2 separate regions of the Mus musculus genome follow, and region 1 is linked to region 2. A link is a loop called in an ENCODE intact Hi-C map of the cell type or tissue named here. Cell type or tissue: gastrocnemius. All regions are shown on one strand. Links, peaks and the distances in the headings refer to the core of each region. The heading gives the core; the rest is flanking DNA.

Region 1 (8,327 bases), core at 103-8,102, 460 kb before region 2:
AAGAAAATTTTATTTATTTATTTATTTATTTTCGAGACAGGGTTTCTCTGTATAGCCCTGGCTGTCCTGGAACTCACTTTGTAGACCAAGCTGGCCTCGAACTCAGAAATCCGCCTGCCTCTGCCTCCCAACTGCTGGGATTAAAGGTGTGTGCCACCACACCCAGCACAATTAAAAATAAAAAGGTTTTTACACTTATTTATTTTATTGTATGAGTTTTGCCTGCATATTATGTCTGTGTACCAAGTGGGTGCCTGGTGCCCACGGAGGTCAGAAGTGGGTGTCAGACTCCTCTACAACTGCAGTTCGGAATGGATGGTTGTGAGCTACCACATGGGGGCTGGGAACTGAAGCTGTCTCTTTCAAAAGCAGCAAGCACTCTTGAGTACGGAGCCATATCTTCAGCTCCTACATCTGAAAAAAAAAATTAAGGACTAGCTTCTTCGCTTCCAACGATTTTAATTAATTAATAGTTAATTTTTTGAGATGGCTAACTTCCAAAACACAGAGATTTGCCTGCCTCTGCCTCCTGAATGCTGGGATTAAAGGTGTGTGCCACCATTACCCAGCTAAATTTTAAACTTTCACATGTAGACTACTCAGAAGGCAGTATCAGGTAAATGTGGATTATTGGAGTTCTGTGGCCCAGGTATGCGACCCCTCTTATTCCCAGTAAATCAACAGTATACTTGCGTAAAATGTACAGAGTGTATTTGGCAAAAAGCAGGTAAAGAAGTGACTTTAGTTACCTACCACAGGGTCTCTGGTCTAGGCTACACTAAGTGAATGCGCTTTTCTCATGCTTAAATTCTTCTAACCGGGAGTGAGTGTGGCTCCTATCAGTTATAGAAAGAGGTGAGTGGGACCGCTTAGGACCTAAATATAGGGCTAAGCATGCCTGTCCTGGCAGGAGAGCTCTTTGGCTGATGGCCTGGCCAGTTTTCATGTGACAAAGCTTTCAAAATTAACTCCATGTAGACTTGCAAGTCTTTAGGGAATGAAGACATGGGTAGGCAAGAGATCATTTTAAATCTTCAGTCAGAGGCTAGCCCTGGAAGCAGAGAGGAAAAGCCTGAAACATCAGAGGAAACAAGTGGGGGGTGAGCAAGGAGACAGAACGGATCTGGGAGATGGCATAGAGGCTTGGGAGGGGGTCGCATGGGTGGTGGGAGTGTGTGTGGGGGTGGGGGTGGCTGAGCAGGACTGTACCTGAGAAGGATGGGGAAGCTGTGGGCCACAGCTGAGGCAGAGAAGTGGGTAATACAGTATTGTAATTCACACTTTTGAGTAGCTGGAGGGGAGGGCAGGGCAGAAAGGACAGACAGCAGGTAAGCCTGCCAAGATGCTGGTAAGCAGGCCTTCTTCTGACCTTTGCCACAAAGCTTCCAACATGTGACAACCAGCTTGGTGCTTGGCTGTTTCCTGAAAGACAAATGTAGTCACTGACTGTGACAAGAGATGGGGAGAGAGAGGGAGACCCTGGTCCCAGACCTCTGGCTCTGCAGCTCTCTTTCAGTAAGTGTTGGTTTCTCAGACTCCCTGTCTGAACTAGGAGATGCCAGGAAGAGTGAGAGGCCAAGACAGACATCCAGGAACTGACCATTGACCCTTTACAGCCTTGTCTCCATGAAGATCTAAGGAGCACGACATTTTGTTTTTATTTTGAGACAATGTGTTGGCACATACCCTAGGGTGGCCTCAAACTCATGATGCTCTTGAAAGATTGGTAACATTTATGCAAGAAGATTACTACCCTCTGGATGGAATGAATCTTTTTATCTTCACATACCCTCTCCTTTTCTCTCACCTCTTTCTCTGTCTTTTGTTTGTTTTGTTTTTTGTTTGTTTGTTTGTTTGTTTTTGAGACAGGGTCTCATGCAGCTTGGACTAGTCTGGAATCCATTATGTAGACATGAAAGCCTTAAAATCCTGATTCTCCTGCCTCTACAGCAGGTACAGGTATGTTCCACCATACCAGGTTTTATAATAAAGACTTTAAAAAAAATCCAACTAAACATTTAGAATAATCAAAAACTCTTTAATAAAAAGTCTTGTTAGCTGGTGGCACACACCTTTAATCCCAGCACTTGGGAGGCAGAGGCAGGTGGATTTCGGAGTTCGAGGCCAGCCTGGTCTACAGAGTGAGTTCCAGGACAGCCAGGGCTACACAGAGAAACCCTGTCTCGAATAAATAAATAAATAACCACAGTAAAGCTGCATGACTATACACATTCATAACAAACAAACTTGGGTGCTGGAGAGATGGCTCAGTGGTCAAGATCACAGTATCCTTACAGAGCACCCAAGGCTGAGTCCTAGAACTCCGATGGTCACTCACAGTGATTCCAGTTCCAGGGGCTCTGACTTCTTCTGGCCTCTGCGGATACCACGTATGCACATGGTGTACATACATGCATATGTGCAGTCAAAGCACTCATACACCGAAAATAAAGTAACTACATCTTTTTTAAAAATGATGAACTGTAACTTAGGACTGGGGAGATGGCCCAGTGGTTGAAGTGCTTGCCTTGTAAGCCTGAGGCTGGAGTTTTGATTCACCAGCCCCACCACGTGAAACTCCAGACAGTATGGTGGCTCGTTTGCCATGCTAGCCTCTGAAGGCACACAGAAGGGATTCCCAGAGCAAGTTGGCTAATGAGACCAGCCATACCTCTGAGTTCAGGGTTTGACTGAGAGAGCCTGCCTCAGTGAAAAAGACGTGTTATTGAAGATGACTGTGGACATCAGCTTTGGGCGTCCGTGTGCACCCACACATATGCAAACTTGCATAAAACATATGCGTGTGTGCTCACACACACACAGAGAAATGGAAAAAGAAAAACCACATAACTGTAGATGTAATTTTAGTTATGCAAAATTTACAAGAACTTGCTCCCATTCCCTGCTTAGCTTCTGTTGGAACTGGATAAATAAAGACTGGAGATGGGAATTAAAGGCTATGCTAGTGGTCAGGAGCAGCTCTGGGTCTGAGCTGCAGCCACACAGCAGAAGAAATGCATGTGGACTTCTGAAAGAAAAGAGGGCAGGCGTGAGAACTCTGATCCTCACGCGCCCCTCCCCCACACCCCTCGCTGAGCCTCTGAATCACAGCTACCTGGGACAGTCGGGACAGTAGGACCTCTGGATTCAGTCATCTTCTATGGTATTCCAAACAGGACCACTACTGCCACCAGGTGGCATCAAACTGTAGCCAGGCCTGGCATGAATTTAACATGGCTAGCTGGGCTCCCAGAGTCCTCAGCTGTGTGAACCCCCACCAGCCACTCCGTTGTCAGCTTCACAAACACAGTTCACACGCCTGGATTCGTGGCCGACTGTGGTCGGGTTTTACCGTATCGATTTATAACTAGAATTGAGGGGAGGCCTCTTAGACAAAATGATGAAGGAGATGAAATTAGACATTGTGATAAATATCTTATGCACACGAGTTCACTGAATCCCTTTTATGCATAAGGTATCAATAGAACAAAGCGAAAGTCATCTTTGTAAGTTAAACAGTTCCGCCTGTAAGTTAACTATTGCTGATTGGCAGACAATTCGTAGGGTGTGGAGACATGCAGACACAGCTCATCCCATGAGCTTATTCGTTGTTTCTAAAGTTTTAATATGGGCATTTCATGAATATCAGTTCCTCTACCTTGGGGGGTGTATATTATAAGTGTGTGATGGGAGGGTCCCCAGTGTGCCATGGTACATCTGTGGGAGACGGATGGTAACCTCAGGAACATGGTTATCTCACTTCTCCATGGGTTTGGGGACAGAGCACAGGTCTCCAGGGTCTTGTGGTACAAGCTTTTACCCCCCCTGAGACATTCTGCCACCTCCCACCCCCACCCTGGCACCCCGCTGTTTTTGAGACAGTTTCTCACTGAATTTAAGAGATCCACAATTTGACCAGCCCGGCTGGCCCCTGGGGTCCTGCTGATGGGATTTTCTCAGTTCTGAGATTACAGTGCACCTGTGCACCTGGCCCTGGATTGATGGATTGATTGATTGATTTTACATTGGTTCTGGGGACTCAAATTCAGTTCCTCATGCTTACACAGCAAATGCTTTACAGACCGAGCCATTTCCTCAGCTTTTAGAGTCCTCTCCTTCCTTCCTTCCTTCCTTCCTCTTTCTTTTTCTTTCTTTTCTTTCTTCCTCACTTTCTTCTTCCTCCTCCTTTCTTCTTCCTCCCCTCTTTTCCCCTCCCATTCCTTTCCCCTTCCTCCCCCCTCCTCCTCCCCCCTCCTCTCTCCTCCTCCTCTCTCCTCCTCCTCCTCCTCCTCCTCCACCTCTTCTTCTTCTTCTTCTTCTTCTTCTTCTTCTTCTTCTTCTTCTTCTTCTTCTTCTTCTTCTTCTTCTTCTTCTTCTCCCTCTCCTTCTCCTTTTCTCTTTCTTTTTTGGACAGGGTCTCAAAACAAGGCTGTCCTTGAATGCATAGAAATCCACCTACCTCTGTCTTTCAAGTGATTAGATTAAAGGGTTATGCCTTCAAGCTTTATCTATTCTTGCATGGGGGTGGGGGGGGCGGTGTTCTAATGAAGCTCCAGCTAGCCTTGAATTCATGATCCTTCATGCCTCAGTCTCCCCAGTATTGTGGTTACAGGCATGAGCTACCACATTTACTTGATCAGTTTTTGAAATGTACATGTTAGTATCTGTTTCTCCCTACAGTTTGTTCCACGTGTGTGTCTCTGTGCCTGTGGGGGAAGGGATTGTGATTTTTGAGGCTGTATGGTTAGAAGCACACAAATCTTCATTGTTTGTTTTTTGAGGCATAGCCCTGGCTATCTTGGAACTAACCCTGTAGAAAGAGGTTGGCCTCAAACTCAGATCCACCTGCCTCTGCCTCTGCCTCTCTCTCTCTCTCTGCCTCTCTCTCTCTCTCTCTCTCTCTCTCAGCCTCTCTGCCTCTCTCTCTGCCTCTCTGCCTCTCTGCCTCTCTCTCTCTGCCTCTCTCTCTCTCTCTCTCTCTCTCTCTCTCTGCCTCTCTGCCTCTCTCTCTCTCTGCCTCTCTGCCTCTCTCTCTCTCTCTGCCTCTCTGCCTCTCTCTCTCTCTCTCTCTCTCTCTCTCTCTCAGCCTCTCTCTCTGCCTCTCTGCCTCTGCCTCTCTGCCTCTCTCTCTCTCTGCCTCTCTGCCTCTCTCTCTCTCTCTCTCTGCCTCTCTGCCTCTCTCTCTCTCTCTCTCTCAGCCTCTCTCTCTGCCTCTCTGCCTCTGCCTCTCTGCCTCTCTCTCTCTCTCTCTCTCTGCCTCTCTCTCTCTCTCTCTCTCTCTCTGTCTCTCTGTCTCTCTCTCTCTCTCTCTCTCTCTCTCTCTCTCTCTCTCTCTCTCTCTGTCTCTCTGTCTCTCTCTCTCTGTCTCTCTCTCTCTCTCTGTCTCTCTCTCTCTCACTCTCTCTCTCTGTCTGTCTGTCTCTGCCTCTCTGCCTCTCTCTCTCTCTCTCTCTCTCTCTCTCTCTCTCTCAGCCTCTCTCTCTGCCTCTCTGCCTCTGCCTCTCTGCCTCTCTCTCTCAGCCTCTCTCTCTGCCTCTCTGCCTCTGCCTCTCTGCCTCTCTCTCTCTCTCTGCCTCTCTGCCTCTCTCTCTCTCTCTCTCTGCCTCTCTGCCTCCCAAGCACTGGAATTAGAGGCTTGCGCCACCACTGCCCAGCGAGGTATTTCGATGATTCCCTCATCTTGCTCCTTGTTGTTCTCTGGAACGATAACAGCATATGATGGCACCCTGCATGGCGTCACCTGCCTTAATCCTTGAGGCCAGTGGATCTCTAGGAGTATGAGTCCAGCCTGGCTTACGGAGCAAGGTCCAGGCAAGCCAGGTCTACACATTGAACCGTGTCTCAAAACAAGCAAAGGAAACCAAACAGCATATGATGATGCCCTTCTTTGTCCCTATGGTTTCCTTCCATGTTTTACATTTTTCTTTACGGACAGAGCTCACTTGTGCAGCCATAGCTGTCCTGGAACTTTCTCTGTAGATCAGACTGGCCTCAACTCCGAAATCCACCTGCTTCTGCTGGCATTAAAGATGGAAGTCCCCATGCCTAGCAAGAAAAATAAAAAGGAAATACTTTTTTTTTTTTTTTTTTTTTTTTAAATTTGGAGAGTACCTCATGTAACGCAGACCGGCCTTGCTAGGTAGTGTGCTGGTTGGAATGAGAATCGCTGCATAGGCCCATGGTTTGAATACTTGGCCCTCAGTTGGTGAAACAGTTTAGAAAGGATTGGGAGGTGTGGCCTTCTTGGAGAAGGTATGCCACTGGGGTGAGCTTCTAGTGTTCTGACTTTCGCTTACTGAAGGCTAGGGTTGCGGGCATGTACCACACCTATGGGGCTCACATGTTGTATAAAGTCATCTTTTAAGGGTAGAGTGCTTGCTGGTCTAGCATGCAGGGAGCCCTGACCTCGATCCTTAGCACCACAGAAACCCAGTCAAGGCCATGTATTCTGCTCCAGCATTCTTTATCTTACTGGGTGGTTGTTGTTGTTGTTTTAAATATTTATTTATTTTATGCGTGTGAGTACACTGTCGCTGTCTTCAGACACACCAGAAGAGGGCATCGGATCCCATTAAAGATGGTTGTGAGCCACCATGTGGTTGCTGGGACTTGAACTCAGGACCTCTGGAAGATGCTCTTAACTGCTGAGCCATCTCTCTAGCCCCTATCTTACTGTTTTAAGCTGGTTCTTTTCTGAATCTGGAGGTAGGTTGGTGATAAAGAGTCCAGGAATCCTCTTATCTCTGTCTACCCAGCCCTACCCCCAGAGCTGGGGATTCAGGCAGGTGTGACCAAGCCTGGCTTTTTAAGTAGGTGCTGGGGACTCAAACTCAGGTCTTCATGCTATTCACAGTGTCTAAACCCTCCTACCTGATGGGCCACTTCCCAGCCTCATTGTACTTATGCTCTACTCAGTAGTGAGTCATTGCTTCCTGATGGTCAGTACAAAGTGTATTTCCTGAGATCTGAGTGTGTTATCCACCTGTGATAACAGATACTTAGGAGTCTGAGACGGAACAACTGAGTTTGAGGCCATACTGGATTCTATAGCGAGCGACTCTGTTCAGAAGGAAAAAAAGAAAAATGGAAAACCCATTCCTTCTAACAGCATTTATCGAACTTGAGCCTTTGTATTATTGAGAAACAGCTATTTAGCAGCTAGTTACTAGTCAGCATGGCTGTCTTCATTCCTTTTCTTTTTTAAAAAAATAACATTCACCGCCGGGCAGTGGTGGCACACGCCTTTGATCCCAGCACTTGGGAGACAGAGGCAGGTGGGTTTCTGAGTTCGAGGCCAGCCTGGTCTACAGATTGAGTTCCAGGACAGCCAGGGCTACACAGAGAAACCCTGTCTCAAAACAAAAAAAATAACATTCAGCTGGGCAGTGGTGCCATATGCCTTTAATCCCAGCGCTTGAGAGGCAGAGGCAAGCAGATTTCTGAGTTCGAGGGCAGCCTGGTCTACAGAGTGAGTTCCAAGACAGTCAGGGCTATACAGAGAAACTCTGTCTCGAAAACCAAAACCAAAAACCAAACCAAACCAAAACCAAAACCAAAAAAACAAAAATTCATTTTATGTGCACTGGTGTTTTGCCTGGGCTTTGTCTGTGTCAAGGTGTCAGAGCTTGGAGTTACAGATGGTTGTGAGCTGCCATGTGGTTGCTAGGAATTGAACTCAGGACCTCTGGAAGAGTAGCCAGTGTCCTTAACCACTGAGCCATCTCTCCAGCCCTGTTTCCATTTCTTGCCTTCTCTGCTCCTTCAGCTTTTGGGGACAGGATCTCAATGTGTACTTCTTTCTCAGTCTCTATAACGAAGTAAGAGGAAATGCTATGGGATTTAGGGGTCACAGGCTGTGCCCCAATAAGTCAGGTTCATCCACCCACCCTCAACAATCCAGTTAAAGCACCCAAGTCAACAGTGAAAAGCAGAGAAGTGAGATTTAGTCCACGGGACCACACTGGGAAGAGGGACAGAGAGATTGAGGGGCTCCCCTAAGTCCGGAGTCAGAATCAGGGTGGGATTAAGATACAAAACAGGCAGGGAAGGTATGGCCCCTAGCCCTGTAGGCACTCCAAATCTCTCATGTAAAGTTGTTACCTCTTGCGGTGTCTTGAATAAGAATGGCAGGCATAGGCTCATATATTTGAATGCTTACAGACTATGGCATTAGGAAGAGTGGCCTTATTGGGGTAGGGGTAGCCATGTTGGGCTTTGAGGTTTCTTTTCTTTTTTTTCTTTCTTTTTTTTATCTTTTTTGAGACAGGGTTTCTCTGTGTAGTCCTGGCTGTCCTGGAACTCATTTTGTAGACCAGGCTGGCCTCGAA
Region 2 (8,327 bases), core at 280-8,279:
CCTTCTCCCCATCTCCCATCGGCCAAGCATGGGTGGTCTGGGACCCCTCTGTGACACATTCGAAGAGGTTAACGAGCCGGTTTCTGTCCAGTCACTCAGAGGCCATAACTAGACAACATTTGGCTTCTGAACTGCGAGCTATCATTCAGTAATGGGCACTTTTTCTTCCTAAACCGTTCCAATAGAACAAATTCTCCCTGTATTCCTGTGTTCTGAGGGAAGCACGTGATGCTGTGTTCTCTCAACTCTTGACCCAGTAATTTGTTGATTACGTAAGCAAAGCAAAGATGGAGAGTCCTTCTAATAAGGAGGCTGGACAGGGAGGTATTTTTGCATAGCTGACCCAGCCTAACCTTCCAGGAGTCCCTTGACTCTTACCAAGGGCAAGGTGGATAGAATGGATTGCTGGACTGCTGTACACTACTGAACTGGCTGTGAGAGAGGAGTGGACCGTTTTGCTTACAATCATCTATAATAAAGATCCCCCAAACCGGAGTATTGGAGATGGGTTGGCTCCAGCAACTCACTCAGCTGTATTTTTAGGCTTTTGTTTAATCTTTCTTGATTGATAAAGTAATTATCAAAACTCGTTAGAAAATAATAGCCAACTGGTGAGAAAAAGAACAGTTGGGAGGCAGCTGAGCGACGCAGGCAGGTTCCAGTGTAACCCATGAAAGTTCCTCTTCTTCTGCCTAGGAACTGGGTGGCAGGGGTTGAGCTACCCAGCGCCCTGGCTCCACTAAGGCTCCCCCACCCCTCAGTGTCTAATTAACTCTCCTGCCTCTCTGCCTCTCCTAACCTCTTCTCCATCCCTCTCGGCTCTGAAGCCTTCTGCAGGCCAACCAGAACCCCAGCAGATGTTTGTGTTTTATGAGCCAAATGGAAGCCTGAGAATCAACTGAATGCCAGTCCCACTGAGAGGAGGAATTGGGCCATTTGATACCAGAACACAGAATGCAGGCTGTCCAGCAAGGCTGGGCCTACCAGAGAGCAGAAGGAAACCCAGATAATGAGCTGGCATAGCCCACATTCTGGCCCATTGCTCTGTCCTTCTGAAGAGCATGCAGAGGCCTCTAATGTAGGCTCAGGGAGGTTGGGGTAGGCCTTCCACAAGCCCACCTCCCTGACTGATGGTCCAGGCCTATAATGACAGCCCCTGGTGCCAGAACACCATGTGGCACCCTGACTGGTTCCTGGCATGGGAAGGAACAGTGGGTTGAGAAAGCCCTACCATCGAACCAGCTTTGAAGTGCCATGTTGTCTCCTTAGAAGTCCCTGAACTCTATAGCATGGCGAGGCCAAGGCAGGAGAACAGACAGAGCAAGGTGGACCGATGGAAAGGCTAGTTCTCGTGTCTTAGCTCCACCAATTACCGCTGTGTCGTTGGCTCTGGAGGTCTGTCACGTCTTCAAGGCTCTAATTCTCCATCAGGGATAGGCAGATTCTAATAACTATCACTGAGGTTACTTCTGGGATCAGTCAAGAGCGTGATGGCTCTGGAACTGTGCGTCCTTGGCTCTGTCGCTCATCTTTCCCCCCACTGTGTGGCCAGGTGACTTGAGCTCAGTCAATGAGAGGCTTGGGGGGAGGTATCTCTCTATCTCTTTGTTTCTGCTTCAGACATCCTCCCAGTAACAGCATCTTGTCTCCATGTCTCCATGGTAACCCCTTAAGAGTGGCTGCTCTGCCGATGGCCTCCCGTCCTCAGGTCACCATTGCATCTTCAGCTCGCCATCACCATTGTAACCTACATGGGTACTCTTAGATGTGAATGCCTTGGGGCTTCCTAGTTGGGTCAGAAAAGAACACGTGAACGTGTGTCTCACACTTAGGTGGAAACATATTTCGAAGATCTCACCCTATAGCATAGGAAGGGAAGGGGCTGCTCACCGTAAGTATGGAATTCCAAGTCTAACCATAATGATTTCAGGGTCTTTCTGGTCCAGTTATCAATCTACAACTATTTCCAGTAGGGCTTTTCAAATTGGAACTCAAGAAAAGAAAAGGAGAAAGAAAAAAGAAAAATTGAATAAAAAATCCCCATGTGTGTGGCTTAAAAGAATAGCATCTCAAAATAAAAATACAGACTATAATGAAAAACAAAAGCCCACTGGACTATTCCCAGGCACCTTCTGTCCCCATGCTCCTTGCTGGTGACACTGCTGGTGGTGTGGGCTGGTATGCCTGAACCCCCCAAGGTTGTTATCCCCCTGAGCCTGGAGATCATGCACAGCAGACAAATGCTCTACCACAGATTTGTAACCCCTTTCTTCTTTTAATTTGAGTTATTTTATTTTATTTTTGTGATACAGTTTTACTACGTGGTCCAGGCAAGCTTTGAACCTGCCACCCTCCCTCAGCTTCCTAGATAGTTTCGACTAGCAGGCTGCGCCGCCGTGCCTGGCTTGGACTCTCCCAGTGTCTGCTGTCCTTCTCTGGGTCCACTAGTCCTGCTCCCCACCAGGCATCAGGCTCTCATTCCTGCTCGTCCTCTGCTTCCCAGTGGGGATCTGCATAGGGCCACCTCCCGGCACCTCTTAGACACACATCCTCCCTCAGGATACCTGCGCTGTCCCAGGCGATGCTCTGCCCATGGCTCTGGATTTTGCTGTGCTTCAAGGGTTGGGAGGTTGTACCCTGCTTTTGGCCAGAAGACTAACTTCCATATTGAGGTCAGAATTGAAAATGGATTTCCCCATGGAGCAGAGTCGAGCCCTATGCTTCCTGTGCCGTGTAATTAATCAGATGTGGGAGCTCAGGACCCTCCCTGATTAACCATTTTCTACCCAACACCGAGGAGGCTACCAAGGAGCTCTCAGCGCTGAAGTGGTTCCTATTATGTGTGGGTCAGCACGCTGCAGCCTCCACTTGGGTGATGAAGCCAGTGGGAGAGCTGTGTCCTGCCTCCTGGGAGAATTCAGGGCTGGAGCTGCTTCATGGAGTAGCAGAAGCTGGATGCAGAGGAGCGGGGCATGAGCTGGGGACCTCAGGGCAGCAGTAGTAAGGAGCATCATTACAGCATCGTATTCACTGCCATGGCAACAGGCAGAACGGTGTCGCGCCATCTCAAAGAGGCCTGGCTAGGAAGACATCCTTTCTGGGTGAGTCTTCTCCTTTCTGCCTGGCTGCCTACATGCCGAGCAACCTCCATCAAAAAATATACCAGCATTTCAGATCCACCTTCCGTCTCATAGATGACATTGCAAACGTCCCTAGGTGGGTGCATTCCCATTGTCAAATCCTCTTGTGGTGCCGTCCTTCATTCAAGATGGTTCCTTACTTATGTGTACATGCGATGACATCTGAGAGTCAGAAAGCCCTCCTGGACTGTTCACACCGCCCAGTGCCCTCGCTGCTGACACCAGGTAAACTCACCATTTAGCAGTAGCAGATAAAATGTGACTGGCAGTGTCACGGGCCCTCAATTCTTTGCTCCTTTCACCCACCCCTCTTGGCAATTTAAACAACCATAGTATTTGCTGCTTTGGTGGGTATGAGCTGTGTTCCATGGATGTAGGGGTGCCTGGCAAACAATGCGGGAGAAAGAATGTGGTTCTGACATAATGTCGAATAATATAATGTTAAATGTTTATAGTCAGATAAAAGGAAATGCTCAACTGTGGCCTCTGTGGGGCAAAACACATAGACATGTGCACATGTGTGTATTATAAACACTGCCATAATACAGGATGTATAGCGCTTGCTTTTAGAAATAATAATAAAATACCAACATTCTTTGTTCTAAATTTCACAGAGCCCATTCAGCTCTCCCTGAAGCAACTTGTTGATTTTTGCTGAGCTCTTGGAACTGTGCCTGGCTGCAAACGGTGATGGAGTATGGCTCAGACATAAATGTTGAGTAATGCCTCCTTAAACGTTAATGTATGGGTTAAAAGGAAACCTTGAATGCGCAGGTTGAAACTTGGCACATTCATCAACGGCACGAGTGACTTCTAAATCAGGCGATGATTTCCAAATGCTAGCAGAGTAGTTCCTGAAACATCTGGGCTAGTCACAATACACCAACACAGATAGGATGCACTTTTCAGTTTATGTAAGAGGCAGTTTCCTTACATATGTGTCTTTGTACTGCATACATGCAGTACCTACAGCAGCCAGAAGAGGGCACCAGATACCCTGGACTTGGGTTACAGAGGGTTGAGAGGCACCACAGGGTTCTAAGAATTCAAACCTGGATCCTCCTCATGCTCTGAATAGCTGTACCATCTAGTCCAGACGCGATACACTTCTAAGTTTAATCATATTAAAATTCCCGGCACTTTAGCCATGATGAGTATCTACCATGTTGGATTTCAGGCTGTCTGAGGACATTGTGCAGTGACATGCCATTATGTCATATTCAGATATAATAAAAGACCATAGATGCTAATGCAATGTAGGAAAATAATTGAAATATAATATGTGTGTATGACTTTATTTTTTTTCTTTTATTTAGGAGTGCGTGAACACATGCACACAAGTCAGAGTGTATGTGTAAAAGCCAGAGGTCACCTTTGATGAGTCAGCTCCTTCCACCTTTATGTGGATTGTAGGAATTGAACTCTGGTCACCAGGCTTATGCGACAAGTGCCTTTACCTGCTCAGCCAATCTCGCTGGCCCCTACTTTTCTTTTTTCATATAATTATTTAAATTCTATTGCTCTTGTTTTGAGACAGAGTCTTCTTGTATAGCCCAGGCTGAGACATGCTTAGAGGCCCCCGTTCTAGCCTCTCTAGGGCTGGGATCACAGACCAGGGCACCTGGCTTTGTGTATCAACTCAGTTGTTGTTGTTTTCTTTTGTTTCTAAGAAGGGGTCTCTCTATTACATAGCTCTGACTGTCCTGGAATTCAGTATGTAAGCCAGGCTGGCCTTTAACTCACAGAACACCACCCCACCTAGCTACTTATTCAATTTATTTATTTCTGACAAGATCTCTCTCTACATAGACCTCGCTGTTCTGGAACTCACGATGATGCCAGTCTGAGCTATATACAAAGCGGGACTTATCTCAGTAAGCTCTAACCAACAAAAGGCGAAACAAAGAAACAGCTTCAAGAAAATGGAAAGGAAAAAGAGACAGAAATAAGAAGGAAAATTATGTTTGTTTTTAAAAGTCTGTTATTAAGAAAGTAATTTTCTGACACAAACTCTGGGTCAGCTTTTGTGGGTACTCCCTGCCCTGTGGCTTCCAGAGCCCTCCCTGCGGGCCTGCTGTGGTGCGTGCCCAGGAACCCCTTGGGCGTTCCCTGTCTGAGGACCTGACCTCTTACTTCTTTGGAAGGACAGGATGAGATTACCAGAGCTTTGGATCCATTTTTGGATCAAATGAAAACCGCAGGCTAGTCCTCAGAGTAGCCTTCTCCTCTTACAGAGCTGGCTGGGCTGTAAGGGCGGGGCTCCGCCTTCCCTGGGACCAAGGCTTGGTCACGTGCTGCTCACGAGGTGCGCAAGGTTCCACCATCCTCGTTACCCTCGTTTCCGTTTATTTTGTATCCATTGTAAGCAGAGCTTCAGGCTCCTTCGGAGCAAAGATCTCTGTCCGTGATCGGAGAGAACTACACAACAGGTTCCAGTTAGACCCTTTGCCACTTTGTTTTGTGATTGTTCAAACGGGTGGAAGTACACATCTCCTTGCCTCAGACCACCAACAATACTCTGCACCCTTTAATAAGACCATGTGCTCACGATATAAGAATGTTTGCAGTCCACACTGTAAGAAATCTAGAACATTTTATTTGCTGGGTGGGAACGTGCTTCTGAACCCCTGGCTCTAATGATGCTTTCCAATAGACCCACCCCGAATTCTTACAAGGTTAATTAATTAGTCACAGCCATGCTGGGGATCCCCACTCAGAATAATATTAAAGGTACCTTGAGCTGAAATTCTTGCCCGCCAGATTTTAAAACCGCAAGGCACCGCCGTCAGATGCCTGAGCTGAGCAGAACCCTCTATTCAGACAGCAGGTGCCCCTTTCCTCTGACTAGGGGGCCTCCTCAGAATTGCAAGTGCTACTTTGCTGCCACCAAACAAGTCCCTTGGTGACTTCTGCCTTTAAAGTGTCATTTACCTTAATAGCATTTACCGAAGGCCACTTGCCACATGACCTATGACCTCCTTCTCTAGCCCACTCACTTCCCATGGCTGCAGAAACAGTGTCCCCAAGTAGACCGACCACTGAAGTGTCTAGCTCAGGCCGACTTGTATAGGGTAAATCCTTATTTCCGATGTCCATTCTTTGGAGAGGGCTGTATGTGTGAGCGCCTCCTTCGGACAACAGGTGCCACCTAGAGGGCGTGTGACTGCTGCCCTGGCTTGGCAGGAGCTGGGTAACTCCAGTCCAGAGGAAATTCAGCAAAGCCCACAGGAATTTGGGGTGGGGTCACCAGCTGTCAACAATCTTAGCACTGTGGATTCAGCTGCAGGTTTTGCAAGGGGATCTTGGAAGGGGCTGGGGGTAGGGTGTATCTGGCAGTTTCCCAACAGTTTGGCCCCTTGGCTTGATATGAACTAGGAAATGAACAGGGCTCTGTTTCTCCACCACAAGATGTCAGCAGTGGGCTGACCAGAAGGTAGCACAATGCATGGACCTTCGGGTGTATGGAGAGGGGTCACTGTCTGACCTTGAAATTCCTGGTTTGGGGAGACTCCTCTTCTCATTATTGGGGGTGTGGTGATTTAATTAAGTTATAGGAAGATCCTGCCTGTGTCTTCGTTAAGATAATTGCCTCTGCCTGACATCCTGACGATGTCTGGACTTCAGCTTGAAGGGGTCAGAGCAGGCAGGGGCTTAGGGCAGAACTGCCAGGAAAGTATGGACATGGGGTTTGCTCAAAGACTGGATAGGTCAGGACAGATTTCATTTTTAATGTCATTGAATTTGGGCTTCTGTGCTTACTAGTTATGTGGCTCTGCTTCCTGCCTACCAAATAACATAATCCCCACCTTTTTAAGCTGTAGTAATCACAGGGTACTATGGTTCAAAAAACATAAAACAGTTTGCATATTAAGGAGGCATTGTGGGCCACGGATGCAGTATGAGGGAATTGTCTCCTTAACTGAGCTGTGTCACGCATGGAGCTTCCTGTAGACTTCAAATCATGGAGAAGCTGGCTGACCTTGCTCAGGAAATGTGGCTTCTCTAGGTGTGAGTGGCCAGCCATAAGCAGCTACTCCAGCCCTGACAGCATCATCTTCCAGCTAGCCTCTCCCTGGATGTCTTTCCATACCTCGTGTCCAGGGGGAAGCCGGCCGCGAGTGCTTGCTCGCCCGTGAGTTTCAGTGAGCCCGCTTTTCCATATTGTAAGAGCATGAGATGCACATTCATTTCAGAGAGTTACATTTTCCTCGGGACTCTATCCCCAGTGCTGGGGTGATGGAGAAAACTGAGTTAAAGACTCACGGAACTGAATGGAGGCATTTTTTTCCACTGGTGCGGGCGTTATTTATGATGTCCGCGCTGGCCAGAGCGCAGCCAGGCAGGAAGAGGCTTTGGTTCTGGAGCAAGAGAATCAGCAAGGCCTAATTTCTCCTTTGCAGCTCAGTTAAAACCATTGAGCCCTGCTGATATCAAAGCCCAGCCCTGTCAAAGCCCAAACTGTAGACTTAACCTGCTCATCCCCTGCCGTGCTGGGACCCAGATCCCAGGCCAGGCTGTTTCAACTGTGTGCTGTTTCCCATGGCGGGAGAAGGAAAGGCCCACAATAAAGTTGAATGGGATTGTGAAGGAACAGCCACCAAGTTACATAGTAACTCCTGGAAAACTGATACATTCAGGGCGTGGCTTTCCCAGCCATGAACAGTGTGTACTTTCCTATTTATCCAAATTTTCTTTAGAATTTTCTGTACCAAATTTTGAGTTTTTCTATTAAGAACGAGGAAAACTTCAGTTGACTTAGAAATAAAATATAGTTTTAAAATGGAAAGTGCAATCGAGGTTGTGGTTCCTGCCCTTTTATTGTTATTACAGGCATGCAAGCAAATATTCATGTGTGTCTTATGAGTGTTTTGATAAGTATTAACTAAAAATTAATTTTAATAGTTTTTCTACTATCATATTAAATAATGCTAAATTCTTTTTTCTTCTCTCTTTTTTTTTTTTTTTTTTTTTTCAAGTCAGGGTTTTTCTGTGTAACCCTGGCTGTCCTGGAACCTGCTTTGTAGATCAGGCTGGCCTCAAACTTACAGATCAGCCTGCCTCTGCCTCCAGAGTGCTAGGGCTAACGGTTTATGCCACTATGCCCCTCTTAATAATGCCAATTTCTCAAACTATTATTTCTAGAGATAACATAAGTGACAACCGCTTTGGGCTTTCTCTTTTTGATCC

The links. Peaks named below come from ENCODE experiments on the same cell type or tissue, not always from the same donor. Only the 100,000 strongest peaks of a DNase experiment are listed, where the experiment ranks them.
Region 1: it touches region 2 in a loop (2.5-fold over the local background); 2 of 42 quality-filtered maps call a loop at or near these places.

Annotation. Positions count from the first base shown.
Region 1 is chr10:43,447,445-43,455,771 of GRCm38, reverse strand. It overlaps a transcript of Pdss2 not described here. Among named protein-coding and RNA genes, the nearest start is that of Bend3, 28 kb to the left of the region's middle. In gastrocnemius, for the core only: a CTCF peak has its summit at 3,201 (motif pointing right); a DNase peak (open chromatin) is centred at 3,199; H3K4me3 peaks cover 699 bases; H3K27ac peaks cover 1,181 bases.
Region 2 is chr10:42,985,899-42,994,225 of GRCm38, reverse strand. It overlaps Gm5079 (predicted gene 5079), which reads left to right and starts at 3,064. Exons shown (of 3, transcript NR_153349.1): 1 at 3,064-3,365. It overlaps LOC115485727 (a long non-coding RNA gene), which reads left to right and starts at 8,140. Exons shown (of 3, transcript XR_003948865.1): 1 at 8,140-8,327. In gastrocnemius, for the core only: CTCF peaks have their summits at 4,116 (motif pointing right), 6,323 (motif pointing left) and 6,522 (motif pointing right); DNase peaks (open chromatin) are centred at 978, 4,123 and 6,456; H3K4me3 peaks cover 1,090 bases; H3K27ac peaks cover 5,724 bases.